2 separate regions of the Homo sapiens genome follow, and region 2 is linked to region 1. The links are chromatin loops, found by intact Hi-C in ENCODE. Cell type or tissue: PC-9. All regions are shown on one strand.

Region 1 (8,000 bases):
TTTTAGGCAGCACTTAAGACCTTGTATCTAACATGCTGTATAACTTGTTTTTTGTTTTGTTTTGTTTTTTGTTCTCTCTCTCTCTCTCTCTCCCTCTCTCTCTCTCTCTCCCTCCCCCCCCCCCCCCCCCCCCCCCCCCCGTCTCTCTCTCTCTCTGTCTCTTCTTGAGACAAGGTATAGTCACCCAGGCTGGAGTGCAGTGGCACAATCACGGCTTATTGCAGCCTGTGCCTCTTGAGCTCAAGTGATCCTCCCACCTCAGCCTTCTGAGTAGCTGGGGCTATAGGCTCATGCCACCACACCTGGCTAATTTTTCCTATTTTTAGTAGAGATGGGGTTTTGCCGTGTTGCCCGGGCTACTTATTTTCTCTTTTTTTCCTTTTTTTTTTTTTTTTTTTGAGAGGGAGTGTCGCTCTGTCGCCCAGGCTGGAGTGCCGTGGCGTGACCTCGGCTCACTGCAAGCTCCACCTCCCAGGTTCATGCCATTCTCCTGCCTCAGGCTCCTGAGTAGCTGGGACTACAGGTGCCTACCATCAGGCCCGGCTGATTTTTTGTATTTTTAGTAGAAATGGGGTTTCACTGTGTTAGCCAGGATGGTCTCGATCTCCTGACCTCGTGATCCGCCTGCCTCGGCCTCCCAAAGTGCTGGGATTACAGGGGTGAGCCGCCATGCCCGGCCACTTATTTTCTATATTTATTGTCTGTCTCACCTCATACGGAGGTAAGTTCTATGAAGGCAAAGATTTTTGTTCATCTTACTGATTGATGTTTTCCCATTTCCTAGAGCAATGCCTGGAACATAGTGCCTATTAAATATTTTTTGAATAAGTGAGTATTTCCAGGTCTTCCTGACCAAGCACAATCGGCTTGGCTTTATGAGGATGTCCATCGTTTAAACTTTGCTATTTTCTGATGGAAGCATCTGAGAGGAGTGTTGTGAGTAAATACATGTAAAGAACTTGGAACAGTACCCGGTACCCAGTAGACTCTCAACACACAGGGCATTTCATGACAGGAGGTGTGGGGTTAAAATGTGTGCTCTGAGCCAAACCGATCAGGGCTAAGTCCTGACTCCATCTTTCCTAGATGTGTGACCTTGGGAAATGACTTCATCTCCAGGTGCCCTCAGTTTTCACTTCATAAAACAGAGATGATGATGAGATAAAGTGCCTCAAAGGGCTGTGGGGAAGTGTCACTGAGGTCATCTATGTGAGGTGCTTAGAAGAGGAACAGGTTGCTCAAAACCTCTCAGATGGGCTGTGGGGAGGGCCGGTGGAGGGTCCAGCAAAGGAGAAATCTGTGAAGAAACTGAGGGCGATTCCAAAACTCTCAGCTCCAGGAGTATTCTGAGGAGAGGTGACTGAAGTGGATCATGGAGCTTCTGGAACAATTTGGGAAAACTCTGGGGAGCTGGCCTGGAAGAGGCACGGAGCGTAGGGGGAAGTTAGTGGGGAGACATTTAAAGGGAGAAATCCTGCAAAGCTGGGAGTTTAATGTGGAACTGAGTGGGGGACCCACAGAATCCCTTGTAGCCCTAGTGTGGGGCTAAGTGAATGGACGTGGGTAGATTTGGGGTAAGGATGTCACTTGGGACTGGAGTTGGCCCTGTGCCTCAGAGCAGGGTCTTTAAAACACTGAACCCCTTGATCTCCTTTGTAAGAAGGGTTAAGGTTCCATGAGTGCCTGGAAGTGGAGGCTGTGAAAATTAGTGAGACAAGTAAAGAAAACTCTTTGTTATTGAAAAGGAAGAGTCATTATTAAAGTGCGAAGATGAAAAAGAATTTATAAAATGCTCAAACAATGCATGCGAAGGTTGTTGTACTTTCTATAATTAAGGAAAATATTTCTAGAGGTGATTGATCATATCTCTTTGTGTTATAATGCCTACTGCTATGACTATAATCGTCCAGTCAACACACTCTTTTAGAGACTGGATGATTTTTTAAAAATACGATCATTTCAGCATTCACAGTTTTCTGCTGTTGAAATACATATTTTATTTTTAACAGCTTTAGTAAGATATAACGCACTTACCATATAATCTGTCCACTTAAAAATGTACAGTTTGATGGTATTTGGTGTATTTTAGTTGTACAACCATCACTCCAATCAATTTTAGAACATTTTTATCACCCCAAATGAACTGTACCCATTAGTAATCACTCCCCATTCTTCTCTACCCTCAGCCTCTGGCCATCACTAATTTCCTTTCTGTCTCTATAGATTTACCTATTCTGGACATTTTATAGAAGTAGAATTATAGAATTTGTCAACTTCTTTTTTTTTTTTTTTTTTGAGGCAAGGTCTTTCTTGGCCACCCCGACTGGAGTGCAGTGGTACAATCATAGTGCACTGCAACCTGGAACTCCAGGGCTCAAGTGAACCTCTCACCTCCACCTCCCAAGTTGCTGGGACTGCAGGTGCACACCATACGCTCAGCAATATGTCAACTTTTATGACTGACTTCTTTCACTTAGCATAATTTTTTTTTGTTTTTTAGATGGAGTCTCACACTGTTGCCCGGGCTGGAGTGCAGTGGTGCGATCTCAGCTCACTGCAACCTCCCACTCCTGGGTTCGAGTGATTCTCCTGCCTCAGCCTCCCGAGTAGCTGGGATTACAGGTTCCCACCACCACATTCAGCTAATTTTTTGTATTTTTAATAGAGACAGGGTTTCACTATGTTGGCCAGTCTGGTCTTGAATTCCTGACCTGGTGATCTACCTGCTTTGGCCTCCCAAAGTGCTGGGATTACAGGCGTGAGCCACTGTGCCTGGCCCACTTAGCATAATTTTTATAAGTTTCATCCAAGTTGTAGCATGTATCAGTACTTCGTTGCTTTTTATCAATGAATAATATTCCAGTGTGTGGATATACCACATTTTGTTTATCCAGTTATCAGTTGATGAGCATTTGAATTGTTTTCACTTTTTGAATATTATGAATAATGCTGCTATGCACATTGGTGTATACATTTCTGTGTGGATATATGTTTTTATTTAGCTTGGGTATATATCAAGGAGTAGAGTTGCTGGACCATATGATACCTCCATGTTTCACCTTTTCTTTTCTTTATTTTTGTTTGAGACAGAGCCTTGCTTTGTCACCCAGGTTGGAGTGCAGTATGTAATCATAGCTCACTGCAACCTCAAACTCCCTCCCTAATTCCAGCACTTTGGGAGGTGGAGGTGGGCAGATTGCTTCAGCCCAGGACTTGGAGACCTACCCTGGGCAACATAGACAGACCACGTTTCTAAAAAAACAAACAAACAAAAAAAAGAGGCTGGGTGCCCTGGGAGGCAGAGGTGGATGGATCACTTGAGGTTAGGACTTTGAGACCAGCTTGGCCAATACGGTGAAACCCTGTCTCTATTAAAAATACAAAATTAGCCGGGCGTGTTGGCACGTGCCTGTAGTCCCAACTATTCTGGAGTCTGAGGCAGGAGAATCGCTTGAACCTGGGAGGCAGAGGTTGCAGTGAGCCGAGATCATGCCACTGCACTCCAGCCTGGATGACAGAGGGAGACTCCATCTCAAAAAAACAAAAACAAAAACAAAAACAAAATATCTACAAACAATCAGTGGAGTATACCTATTGGGTTGCTATATTTTTTATTTTATGTTTTCAATTGTTTTTGGGGAGCAGGTGATTTTTTTGTTGTGTGGGTATGTTCTTTAGCGATGATTTCTGATGTTTTAGTGCACCTGTTCCCCGAGCAGGCATACGTTGTACCCACTGCACCCAAACTCATAGCTCACTGCAACTCCCAACTCCCAAGCAATCCCTTGCCTCAGCCTTCCAAAGTGCTGGGATCGTAGGCGTAAGCCACCATGCCTGGCTCCATGTTTTACCTTTTGAAGAACTGCCAGACTGTTTTCCAAAGCAGTGAAGCACACATTTTTGCAGTAAAGCAAGAAATTTTATAAATGATATGCCCTTTCCACAAGTTCCACTTTTTATCCAGACCTTCTCCTAAGGGCTGATCTCTGCAGCCTGGAGCCTCCAGGTGGGCAGCCTGCCTACAGTGCTAAGGGCAGGTTGATGGAAGAGAGTGGGAGGGACAGCAGGGGGAGGAGAAGAGAAAGAGCAAGGCAGAGAGAAAGAAGAAATGGGTGACTAAGGCAGGAGTAATAAAACGTTGAGCTACTGGGGGCAGTCCACTCCTAAGCCCTAAATTTTAAAATATATTTGTAGTATAAGTTTTCTGAGCAATTCTTTCAAGCGCTTAAAAGGAGGGGTTGGGGGATTTGAGCTCCATGTAGAATGCTGAACACTGTCATCAGCTGTGGCTGGTTCACAGGATTACTCATGTCCTGCGGTGAAGGGCAGATAGGAAAATGACTCACTTCACATACAGCAGTGCCCCTCCACCCTGACGCACATAAGAATCACCTGGGAGCTTTTAAATACTACCGATGCCAGGACCTCATGCCAGAGATTCTGATGGACTTGGAATGGGGTGGAGCCTGAAGGCTGGCCTATTCTAAAGGCTCTTCAGGGATTTTTAATATGCAGCTAGGATTGAAAATCACTTACGTAGACATACAGTTTTTATGTTTTAACAAATACTTTTAAGGCAAACAAACTACTGGGATGATCTTTGGATGCACCACAGAACTTTTTCAGAAGCATTTGGGCGTCCCAATGATTTCTACTTCTAAAGAGTGCTAGTGAATGAGGGATTTTGATTGAGGGCTTACTTTGCTGCCTTAGTGTTCTCTCCTAACCAGAAGCCTTTCTGTTTTGGAATCATGGAGCACATCTTTTGTGGGCTGCGAAAAGCTCTAGGTGGAAGGGAAGAGCATCAGGTGGTGAAGCTGAACCAGGAGAGTCTAAAAACCACGTGGCCTCTCAGGCACCCTTGAGTCTAGAGGGAGTTCCCTGATCTTACATTTGAGAGTGATTCTAGGGGTAAGTACTTTTTTTTTTATAACTTTTTTTATTGCAAAGATAGTTTTTGATTATTATAGAGCAGAACTGGTTGATGGGCTTGAAATTTTATATTTTTCTCTAATTAAAATATCTACAAACAGAGGCTGGGCGCGGTGGCTCATGGCTGTAATCCCAGCACTTTGGAGGCTGAGGTGGGCGGATCGCTTGAGCCTAGGAGTTTGAGACCAACCTGGGCAACATAGCGAGACCACGTCTCTTAAAAAAATTTTTTTTAGCTGGGTGTGGTGGCAGGTGCCTGTAATCCTAGCTGCTCGGGAAGCTGAGGCTGGATAATTGCTTGAACCCAGGAGGCGGAGGCTGCCGTTAGCTGAGATCGCGCCATTGCACTTCAGCCTGGGCAACAAGATCGAAACTCCAACTCAAAAAAAAAAAAAAAAAAAAAAAAAAAAAAAAAAAAAAAGGCCGTGCGCGGTGGCTCGTGCCTGTAATCCCAGCACTTTTGGGAGGCCGAGGTGGGCGGATCACCTGAGGTCGGGAGTTCGACACCAGCCTGACCAACATGGAGAAACCCCATCTCTACTAATACAAAATTAGCCAGACGTAGTGGCACATGCCTGTAATCCCAGCTACTCGGGAGGCTGAGGCAGGAGAATCGCTTGAACCTGGGAGGCGAAGGTTGTGGTGAGCTGAGATCGTGCCCCTGCATTCCAATCTGGGCGACAAGAGTGAAACTCCATCTCAAAAAAAAAAAAAAAAAAGAAAGAAAGAAAGAAAATATCTACAATCAGTGGAGCATTCCTATTCGGTTGCTTAATTTTTTTTTTTAATTTTCAATAGTTTTTGGGGAACAGGTGATTTTTTTGTTCCATGGATCAGTTCTTTAGTGGTGATTTCTGAGATTTTGCTGCACCTGTCACCTGAGCAGTATATGCTGTACCCAGTGTGTTGTTTTTTATTCCTCACCTCCCTCACCCCTTTCCCCCTGAATCCCCAAAGCCCATTATCTCATTCTTACGCCTTTTTATACTCATAACTTAGCTCCTACTTATAAGTGAGGGGGTCGGTACTCTTCATTCAGCCATACATTCAGGAAGACATGTTTATTGGGTTCCTTCTGAGTGCCTGTTCATCATCTGGAGCAGTATCATGGAGTTAGAAGACAAGTCCTCTGACTCTGTGCCTTCCAGTCTCCACACACCTCAGTGACCTTCACACCACCACCCTCGTCCAAGTCACTGTCTTCTCCAGCCTAAATGTCTGCAGTTGCGTCCTACTAACTGGCCTACTCGCTTCTGCTTTTAGTCCCCTATAGCCTATTCTCATAGCTAGAGGGATAAAAAAAAAAATCAGATGCCCTTATTCTCTTGCTCAAAGCTTTCAAATGGCTTCTTATCACATTTAGAATATAATTCAGCTCCTCAAATGTTACAAGACCGCACCCCTACCCACCTCTTTATTCTCATCTCCTCTACCTTCATCTTCCCAGCCCTGTTGGCCTTGCTCATTTCTTCCTGAGGGCCTTTGCACTTCCTGTTCCCTCTGCTTGTTTTCCCCCTCGATATCAGTTGGTGCTTACAAGTCTCTCTAAACCAAGCACCCTGTATTAGAATCCATGTGTCTCTCACAGCAGCCACTAAGATCATTTGCAATTAGGAGGTACTCAATAAGACACTTGATGATGTGAATGGATACAAATATAAAGAAAATAACATATAAAGAAAATGACATCTTGGAAAAATCCTTGCCCAAAATTCTCTGGAACAGGTAACTCAAAAGAGCCAAATCAGCATATCAAGTCTGATGTGGTTCTCTTGCTGCTCAGAGAGCTGCAAAGATTTTACGCTTGTGCAAGCAGATCCTCTGGAAGAAGTAATTTTCTCTTTGGGAGAGTAGCAGTACACAGGCTCAGCAGTAAATTCACAGTATTTTACAAGATAGAAAGCGAAAATCATATTAAAAGCAGTAATCATACACTAGCGGCACCAATCTCTCGTACGTTAATGGTATGGTGCCATAATTTGACCATAATTTCTCTCTTTCTGTGTCTCTGGCTCTCTCGACTATGAAAATGCTTAGTGGCAGTTCTGCACAGCACGAAGCAAAACAGTGGTAGTAGAGAAAGATACATTTTGATATAGCACAGTCTCTGCTTCCTGTATTTCTTTTACCATTTAAGTAATGGTAGGCTTTGCATTTGTATAAATCATGCAGACAATAGTGTGGGACTATGAAGACGTGGTCCATGATGGCTTGAGTCTGTGGATCACAAACCTCAGATGAAGGTGGAGAGTGTTAGGGAAGGTAGGCACAGTTTCAATCAATTTTCTTCCATTGTTGCTTGTAATAGGTTTTCTGAAATGCTTTCACCTTATGAGCATTCATTCTGCTTATTCTTTTGGAGTTGTTCTGCATTACTCAAAAATCATCTCTGATTGTCTTCCACATGTTTTTCCTTTTTAGAGAAAAACCTCACCAGGTGCTTGGGAGGCTGAGATGGGAGGGTTGCTTGAGCCTAGGAGTTCGAGACCAGCCTGGACAACATAGCAAGATCCCCCATCTGAAAAAAAGAAAAAAACAAACAAACAAACAAACAAAAAACCACACACAAATTTAAAAATGGGGGAAAAAACCCCTCACACACAAACCTAAATGCAATATATGTTGATTTTAGATGATTTGGAAATATACAGAACAAAGAAAAAACAGTTACCCATAATTCCACCACCTAGAAAAAAGTCTTAATAATTCCTATATTTCTGTCAGAATATGTTAACATTTTAACTTTTTATGATTATAAAAGCAATACATCTTGATTGTAGAAATTTTGGAAAATGGAGAAACTGTAAAGAAGTAGGAGGAACAGCTCATCATGTAGAATAACTTTTTGATTATCAGTATTTCACTACAACAAACATGGAAATCAAACAAGAGCATCAGGCTGACTGGTTGAAAGATCCCAAGTAAAAAAATAAAACAAAAACATTTCTGCAGGTCTGAACTGAGTGACCTTTGAGACTCTCAGCATTGGCTGTATTTTCCTTTTCTGGAAATGCTGGGCTGGGAGCATTTCCAGAAATACTCCTGGGCTGGGAGAATGGCCTGGGCTG
Region 2 (8,000 bases), 150 kb after region 1:
GGCTGGTCTCAAACTCCTGAGCTCAGGCAATCTGCCCACTTTGGCCTCCCAAAGTGCTAGGATTACAGGCGTGAGCCACCACTCCCGGCCCATAGGTTCTTACATAATGTTCACAACCATCCCAATTATCTTCTTTTTCCATCTTTGGAACCGAAGCTTTGAGGAGTGAAGCATGGAGTGAGGATTTGGACCTGGGACTCCTGACCCCTTATCTAGCTAATCCCCTTTCCAACCACCCACAGAGCACAGCACTCGCAGACCGGCCCTAGGTTTGCGGCCTGGCTTCTTTAGTGACCATTTGCGAGGTTTCAGACATCACTTTCCCATCTCTAAGATGGGGATGATACCCCACAGGGTGTTCAGCGGGTTAAACATGGTCACGTGTGAGAAAGCACTGAGCCTCTTGCCTCTCTAAAATGACCTCCCCTGGTCAATTTCATTATCCTGTTTGTTTCCTCTATACCAAGTACCCAGTCTGCAATTACCTTGTTTGCTATGAGGTTCTCCTGTTTAAAACATGTGCTTCCTAAGGGAAGGGACTCGGCCTGTTTGTCTTCCCTGCTACATTCTCAGCAGCACTTAGCACGGTCATTGGCACACAGTAGATGCTCAATAAATATTTTGTTGTCTCCCTACCTCCTCATCTATTTATCATTTTCTTTTTTTTTTTTTTTTTGAGACGGAGTTTCGCTCTTGTTGCCCAGGCTGGAGTGCAATGGCGTGATCTCGGCTCACTGCAACATCTGCCTCCTGAGTTCAAGCGATTCTCCTGCCTCAGCCTCCCAAGTAGCTAGGATTACAGGCATGCGCCACCATGCCCGTCTAATTTTGTATTTTTAGTAGAGAGAGGGTTTCTCCATGTTGGTTAGGTTGGTCTGGAACTCCTGACCTCAGATGATCCACTTCCCTCGGCCTCCCAAAGTGCTGGGATTACAGGCGTGAGCCACCGCGTCCAGTCTTACTTATTTTCTAAAACAGGATCCCGCAAACTATAGCTCAAGGGTCACCTCTGCCTGTCACCTGTTTTTATATGACTTGTGAGCCAAAAGATTTTTACATTCTTAAACGGGTAGGGAAAAAAAAGAAGAATTTATGACATGAAAATTATGCAAACTTCAGATTTCTGTGTACGTATGTAAACTTTTAATGAAACACAACTGTGTCCATTCATTGACATATTGTCTATGTCTGCTTTCAAACTACAGTGCAGAGTTGGGTAATTGCAACAGAGATCATAGGAACCACAAAGCTTAAAATATTCACTATGTGGCTCTTTACAGAAAAAGTTTGCCCATCCTTGTCCTAAAAGATAAATAGAAATTGCTTGAAAACTAATAATCACTCTGCTATTCACCCTCAGTTATTCATGTACTTACCTGATTGTCTTTCATTCAGACACTTATTTATTCAACAAATATTTATTGAGCATCCACTTCTTCTACCAAATAGATCAAGGGACTCAGCTCTGTTTGCCCTCCCATAGTTGGGGAGGTGTGTCAGGGAATCGGGGGAATGTGGCCCCAGTGATGGTGACTGAATTTGTGTTAACCCACCAGCTCCGTACCTTTGTTAAGGTGACATATGGGGGCTGTTGAATAGAAAGAAGCCACATACATCCCATGGGGCTTGAACCCAAGCTTTTGGCATGATGAATATCGAAGCGCTAGGCAGGGTCTCATAAATGGAGGCCTGTTCTTTTAGATCAGGTTTTTCTTTTTCAGTCTGGGACTCACCTGTTACTTTTCTGGGCCTTGAAGCTCTGATCTCTGCTTTTGTCTCTCTGTCTTCTGCATCTCACAGTGTAAATATAGCTAAAACATCCGCAGACACCCTTCTTCCTCTTCCCCTATGGTTTCCATTTCCTCTGTCCTCTGTCCTAGCTGTTAAAACTACATTAGCTATGAAGGGGGTCAGAGGAATGAGAAATAATAGCTGTAAATATTTGTTAGGTGCCCAGCACAAGCATTGTCATTTTTAATCTTTTCTTTAAAAGGTGGGTACTTTTATTGTTCTCCTGTGTTACAGATGAAAAAACTGTGGCTCAGAGGGGCAAAGCAATTTGCCCAGTGTAACATCTGTGAAGCAGTGAAGCCTGGAATTTGAACCCAGGCAGTGTGACTCCAGAGATGGAGCTCTTAAGTATGGTGACGGATCAGGCATATCTGCATATTCTATGACAGGAAAGCAGTGTGGGTGGAAAATAGGGGTGCCTTCCTTTTTTTGTAATGGCAGTTTTGGCAACTCCCTCAGGTAGATACCAAAGAGGAAATTGGTAGTCACTGTCAGACCAGACACCCTGCATCTCAGAAAGAACATTTACTACCAAAGGGACTTGGAAGTGCTAACAGGCCGGAAAGAAACTGGATGAGGGACAAAAAAGACTGACACTTGTTCTTTCTGCTGGTGTGGGGTTATCATGACTTTGCAAGATCAAACATCTTGACAAAACATCAAAACATCTTGACATCTGACAAACCAGGTTGGTTCTCAGGATCGACTCAATGATTGTCCAAAATACCAGGTCATAAATTTAACAGAACTGACCCAACCAGCAATGCCCGAGGTGCCTGTGGAATGTTAATCATGTTACTAGAAAAAAGGAGGGGTCAAATAAGTATGGGGATGTAGAGTTAAACAAGGGTAAGCAGGATCTTAACTGTGTGAACTTCTGTGACCCTCCAAGAGGGACAAACTATGGATGGCAATTATCAGACCTCGGCCATGTGTCAATGGCTATCTCAGGGGACTGGTGTTCTGGGTGTTCCAGGGAACTCCTTTTGGGCAATGCTGCTTTAAGCCTTTCCCTTTCCCTTTTCCTTTTAGCTTAAGAAATCCCAAACACGTTTGTGATTTCAGAGCAGTCTGTGTCTTGTGTCAATTCATTGCTGCTTCTAGGCTAGGAAGGGAAAAGGGTTGCCATATTTCCAGTGATGAAAGAACTTTGTTAGGAAAGATGTTCAGATTAATAACACAAAATTAGATTGGAGTTTTTTGAGAGCCTTTCAATTATTCAGCAGTGATGTCTCAGTAAAAGTGGAAGTAAACTGGGACCATGTAAACCTTTCTCAAGTGTTAATGTTTCACATATTTTAGTTTGTTTAGTCTTTTACATATTGTTCAAACCATTAAGTTAGACCTCAGAATATAAAGCATGTTTATTTTCTAATGATAAACGAAACACATATTTATGTGACTAAGATGTGGGAATTGTAGCCCTGGGCTGTGGTTATGTAAACATGGGAATGTGTGGAATTTACTCATAGTTTACAGGAAGTAAGGTGTCATTGTTCGGATAGTTTCCTGTCATAAAAAGTTATCTAATTTGATTTTAAAATAGTAACCTTAGATGTTGTTTTTCTACTCAGAAATTCATAGGAAACCCAAAATTGTATGTTTTTTCTTTTTCTTTTCTCTGTTTTTGTGAAAGAATTTTCTGTATTTTCCACCAAAAAGAAATTAGATGTTTCTGTTCCTGGTAGTGCTCAATATAATGATGTATATATTTACCACATGCACATGTGTAGGTGACCTGACATTAAACATAGGGAAACTCTGTGTTGATTTCAGTGATGAGCTACATGTACACAAAACCATCCTCCTTACTTGGTCATTTCTACAACTTCCAGTCCTGAGAACTGGTCACTCCAGCAGGTTTAAAGTAATAATCTGTGGCTGTCAAATGATTTTAAATGAAGCATTTTTGGCTCGTACTTCGTTATAAGCTTGCATTTAAAAGCAAAGGCAGGCCGGAAGCGGTGGCTCATGCCTGTAATCCCAGCACTTGGGGAGGCCGAGGCAAGTGGATCACCTGAGGTCAGAAGTTCGAGACCAGCCGGATCAACATGGTGAAACCTCATCTCTCCTAAAAATACAAAAAAGTTAGCCGGGCATAGTGGTGGGTGCCTGTAGTCCCAGCTACTCAGGAGGCTGAGACAGGAGAATCACTTGAACCCAGGAGGTGGAGGTTGCAGTGAGCCAAGATCACACCACTGCACTCCAGCCTGGGCGACAGAGTGAGACCCTGCTTCAAAATAAAATAAAAATAAATAAAAATTAAATTTTTTTCTTTTCTTTCTTTTTTTTCTTTTCTTTTTCTTTCTTTTCTTTTTTTTTTTTTTTTTGCGACGGAGTCTCGCTCTGTCACCCAGGCTGGAGTAGAGTGGTGCAATCTCGGCTTGCTGCAACCTCCACCCCACAGATTCAAGCGATTCTCCTGCCTCAGCCTCCTGAGTAGTTGGAACTACAGGTGCGCGCCACCACGCCCAGATAATTTTATATTTTTAGTAGAGAGGGAGTTTCACCATGTTGGTCAGGCTGGTCTTGAACTCCTGACCTCATGATCTGCCTGTCTCGGCCTCCCAAAATGTTGGGATTACAGGTGTGAGCGCCGCGCCTGGCCAATTTTTTTTTTTTTTTTATTGTGGTACAACATAAAACATAAAATGTACCAATTTTACCATGTTAAAGTGTACAATTCAGTGGCATTTACTACATTCACAATGCTGTGCAATCATCACCACAATCTAATTACAGAGTAGTTTTATCACCCCAAACGGAAACCCCACACCTATTGAGCAGTCCTCCCTGTTTTTCTCCTCCCTCCAGCTTTGCTCTCTACATGGATTCGCCTATTCTGGAAGTTTCAAACAAATGGAATTGAACAATATGTGGCCTTTTGTGACTGGCTTCTTTCACTTAGTATACTGTTTTCACAGTTCATCCACATTGTAGCACATATCAGCATTTCATTCCTTTTTATGGCTGAATAATATTCCATTTTGTGGGGATATTACCTTTAGTTTATCCCATCATCAGTTGATGGACATTTGAGTTGTTTCCACCTTTTGGCAATTATGAATAGTGTTACCATGAATGTTTCATGTATACGTTTTTATTTGAAGACCTGTTTTTAATTCTTTTGAGTATAGATCTAGAAGTGGAAATGGTGAGTCACATGGCTATACTGCTTACCTTAGTGAGTCACCACTGACCTGTTTTTCTCTTATCTTTTTTTTTTTTTTTTGAGATGTGGTCTTACTCCATTGCCCAGGCTGGAGTGCAGTAGCACAATCACAGCTCACTGCATCCTCAACCTCTGGGCTCAAGCAATCATCTCACCTCAGCCTCCTGAGTAGCTGGGAGTATAGGCACACAACACCATGCCTAATTTTTATTTTTTATTTTTTTGTAGAGACAATGTCTCACTTTGTTGCCCAGGCTGATCTCGAACCTCTGGACTCAAGCGCTTCTCCCATCTCGACCTCCCAAAGTGTTGGGACTATAGGCATGAGCCACCATACCTGGCTTCTCTTATCCTTTAAAAGCCTTTCTAAAAATAAAAATGCACCACAAAATATCAATTATGAGACTTGGGTTAAAGAATGTTTATATTTCTGGACTGAATATTATAAGCCTAAGATGTTTCCTTGAGGTCAAAATTCATTCAGAATACTTGGCTAAATGAACAGGCAAAGCAGGCGGAAGCCACTTATATTCATTTGCTTCTTGCCATCCTTGGCTTTTTCCTAAAACATTTGGCCTTTCACAAAATTCAGTATCTCTAAAGATGATGGTTATAAATAGATGATACTGTCACTCTCCACTTTGGTTTTGTACTTTTTCTGGGTCAGACGGAAGCTCTCTAATCTCTTTTGTGATTTGGTTAAATGTAGAATAATCCAGTGGCAAATCCGAGTTAGCTGCTCATCTTCCTTTTTTATGTTTACTTTTGCTTAAATATCATGGTTTCCTAGGGCAGGGTAAAAGATAAATAGAATGATGACAGATAATGCTGATAATTTCCCAGCATGAAATTGGCTGGTGAGGATCCTAGTCCCAGCTAAAAATGAACAATAATGCGAAGTCTGACTGCCACAGACAGTGAGCTCCACAGAAGGGTATAAGAGCTAGTGAAAACCGAAGTGTTTTCCTACTCACACTCCCCACAGCACAGAGCTCCCCAGTCAACAAAATGTGTGGGTTTTTTTCCCCTGCAAACCAAGCAATTCTCCAGCGGACACCAATGGGCTGTCCTATGATTCAATTTAATTCTGGAGTTAGAGTCAGATCCTGCAGGTTAAGGGCTCAGTCCCACAGACTGCTCCTATTTCAGATGCCAATTGCAAGTCCATAGCATGTTGTCACCTGTACTTCTGGGTTCGTTTGTTTGTTTTTGTGTTTTTGAGACAGGGTCTTACTCTGTTGCCCAGGATGAGTGCAGCGTTGGCTCACTGCAGCCTCGATCTCCTGGGCTCAAGCGATCTTCCCACCTCAGCCTCCTGAGTAACTAGGACCACAGGTACGTGCCACCATGCCTGGCTAATGTTTTATTTTTTATATAGATGGGGGTCTTGCTACATTGCCCAGGCTGGTCACAAACTCCCGGAACTCAGCACCCACCTTGGCCTCCCAAAGTGCTGGGATTACAGGTATGAGCCATTGTGCCTGGCCCACCTATGCTTCCAATCTACCGGCTATAAATCAAGTTACCAGGACCCCTTTCTCAGGTTCCATTAATTAGCTAGGATGGCTCACAACTCAGGGAAACAGTTACTCACATTTACTGGTTTGTTGTATTAATAAAGGATGCAGATGAGCAGCCAGATGAGGAGATGCATAGGGCAAGGCAGGTGGGGAGGAGCACAGAGTTTCCTTCCATGTGCTACCAGGTGCACCACCCTCCAGACACCTCCACACATCCAGGACCCCAGAAGCTCTCCTAGCCCTGTCCTTTGAGTTTTTACAGAGGCTTCACTACAAAGACACAATTGATTACATCATTGGCCATTAGTGAATAACTCAGCCATCAGCCCTCTCTCTCCCCCTCCCTGGAGGTGAAGGTGGGGTGGAGATAGAAGTTCCAACCATCCAATCACATGGTTGGTTCCCTTGGCAACCAGCCCCCTTTGGGAGGCTACCAGAGCCCCCAACCATCAGTCATCTCATTAGCATACAAAAATACTTATCCCTTTGGAGATTCCAAGAGTTTTAGGAGCTGTGTGCCAGGAAACTGGGACAAGAACCAAATACATATTTCATACATAAATCACACATCACAAGGGTCTGTGGCCCATTCATGAATATGTAGCTCCTCATCCATCAACTACTCTTTGGTGGCCCAGCCTTCCTAACACTTTACAGGTTTTGGGAAATAGTTTAGGAATTTTTCTCCACAAGAGGTCTGCTCTCACCTAGGACTTAGATCCCAAATATTGAACAATCAATATGGTGCAGGCATCAACCAGTCTGCGCACAGGACATGGGCCATGGTATAATGCAGCAGGTTCTGAATTCCATCCCCCACCCCACCACCCCACCACCACAACTCCCCACCATCAGGCTCAATGCTGTCGTTGCTGGAACATGAAGTCTCCTGGTCCTGGGATTGAGGTTAAGGAGGCAATGACCATGGGAGGGCATGTTAGGGTATCGACTATTTACCAACCGATATAGAAGTATTTTATTTTCTATTTATTTATTTAATTTATTTTTAAGATGAAGTTTTGTGCTTGTTGCCCAGGCTAGGGTGCAATGGCACAATCTCGGCTCACTGCAACCTCCGCCTCCTGGGTTCAAGCGATTCTCATGCCTCAGCCTCCCAAGTAGCTGGGATTACAGTTGCCCACCACCATGCCTGGCTAACTTTTTGTATTTTCAGTAGAGATGAGGTATCACCATGTTGGCCAGGCTGGTCTTGAACTCTTGGCCTCAGGTGAACCGCCTGCCTTGGCCTCCCAAAGTGCTGGGATTACAGGCGTGAGCCACCGCGTCCGGCCCAGAAGTATTTTAATGTTTACACAGCCAGTATGACTGCACTGATGTGCTAGGAGGATTATATTACTAGAAACTATCTTTCCCCATCATCCTTAACCATAAATCTTCAGGATCAGGATTCTGCTATCTTACCCTACTGTCTTTCCACAAGTAGTTACCCCTTTTCCTATTTGAGAAGGCATCATTGTGCCTCCGTAAGAGATGACCCTTCTACCTATAGCAGTCTA

Evidence for each region. A loop is a pair of places that touch in the nucleus more often than their neighbours do. Peaks named below come from ENCODE experiments on the same cell type or tissue, not always from the same donor. Only the 100,000 strongest peaks of a DNase experiment are listed, where the experiment ranks them.
Region 2: it touches region 1 in a loop (8-fold over the local background); 5 of 110 quality-filtered maps call a loop at or near these places.

Annotation. Positions count from the first base shown.
Region 1 is chr1:200,480,013-200,488,012 of GRCh38, reverse strand. It overlaps LOC124900414 (a long non-coding RNA gene), which reads left to right and starts at 4,507. Exons shown (of 3, transcript XR_007066784.1): 1 at 4,507-4,911. It overlaps LOC124904480 (a long non-coding RNA gene), which reads right to left. Exons shown (of 2, transcript XR_007066783.1): 2 at 5,967-8,000. In PC-9, no CTCF peak of the experiment used is centred here; a DNase peak (open chromatin) is centred at 4,372; H3K27ac peaks cover 1,157 bases.
Region 2 is chr1:200,331,844-200,339,843 of GRCh38, reverse strand. No RefSeq gene overlaps it. Among named protein-coding and RNA genes, the nearest start is that of LINC00862, 38 kb to the left of the region's middle. In PC-9, no CTCF peak of the experiment used is centred here; DNase peaks (open chromatin) are centred at 2,533, 3,223 and 4,943; H3K4me3 peaks cover 428 bases; H3K27ac peaks cover 3,428 bases.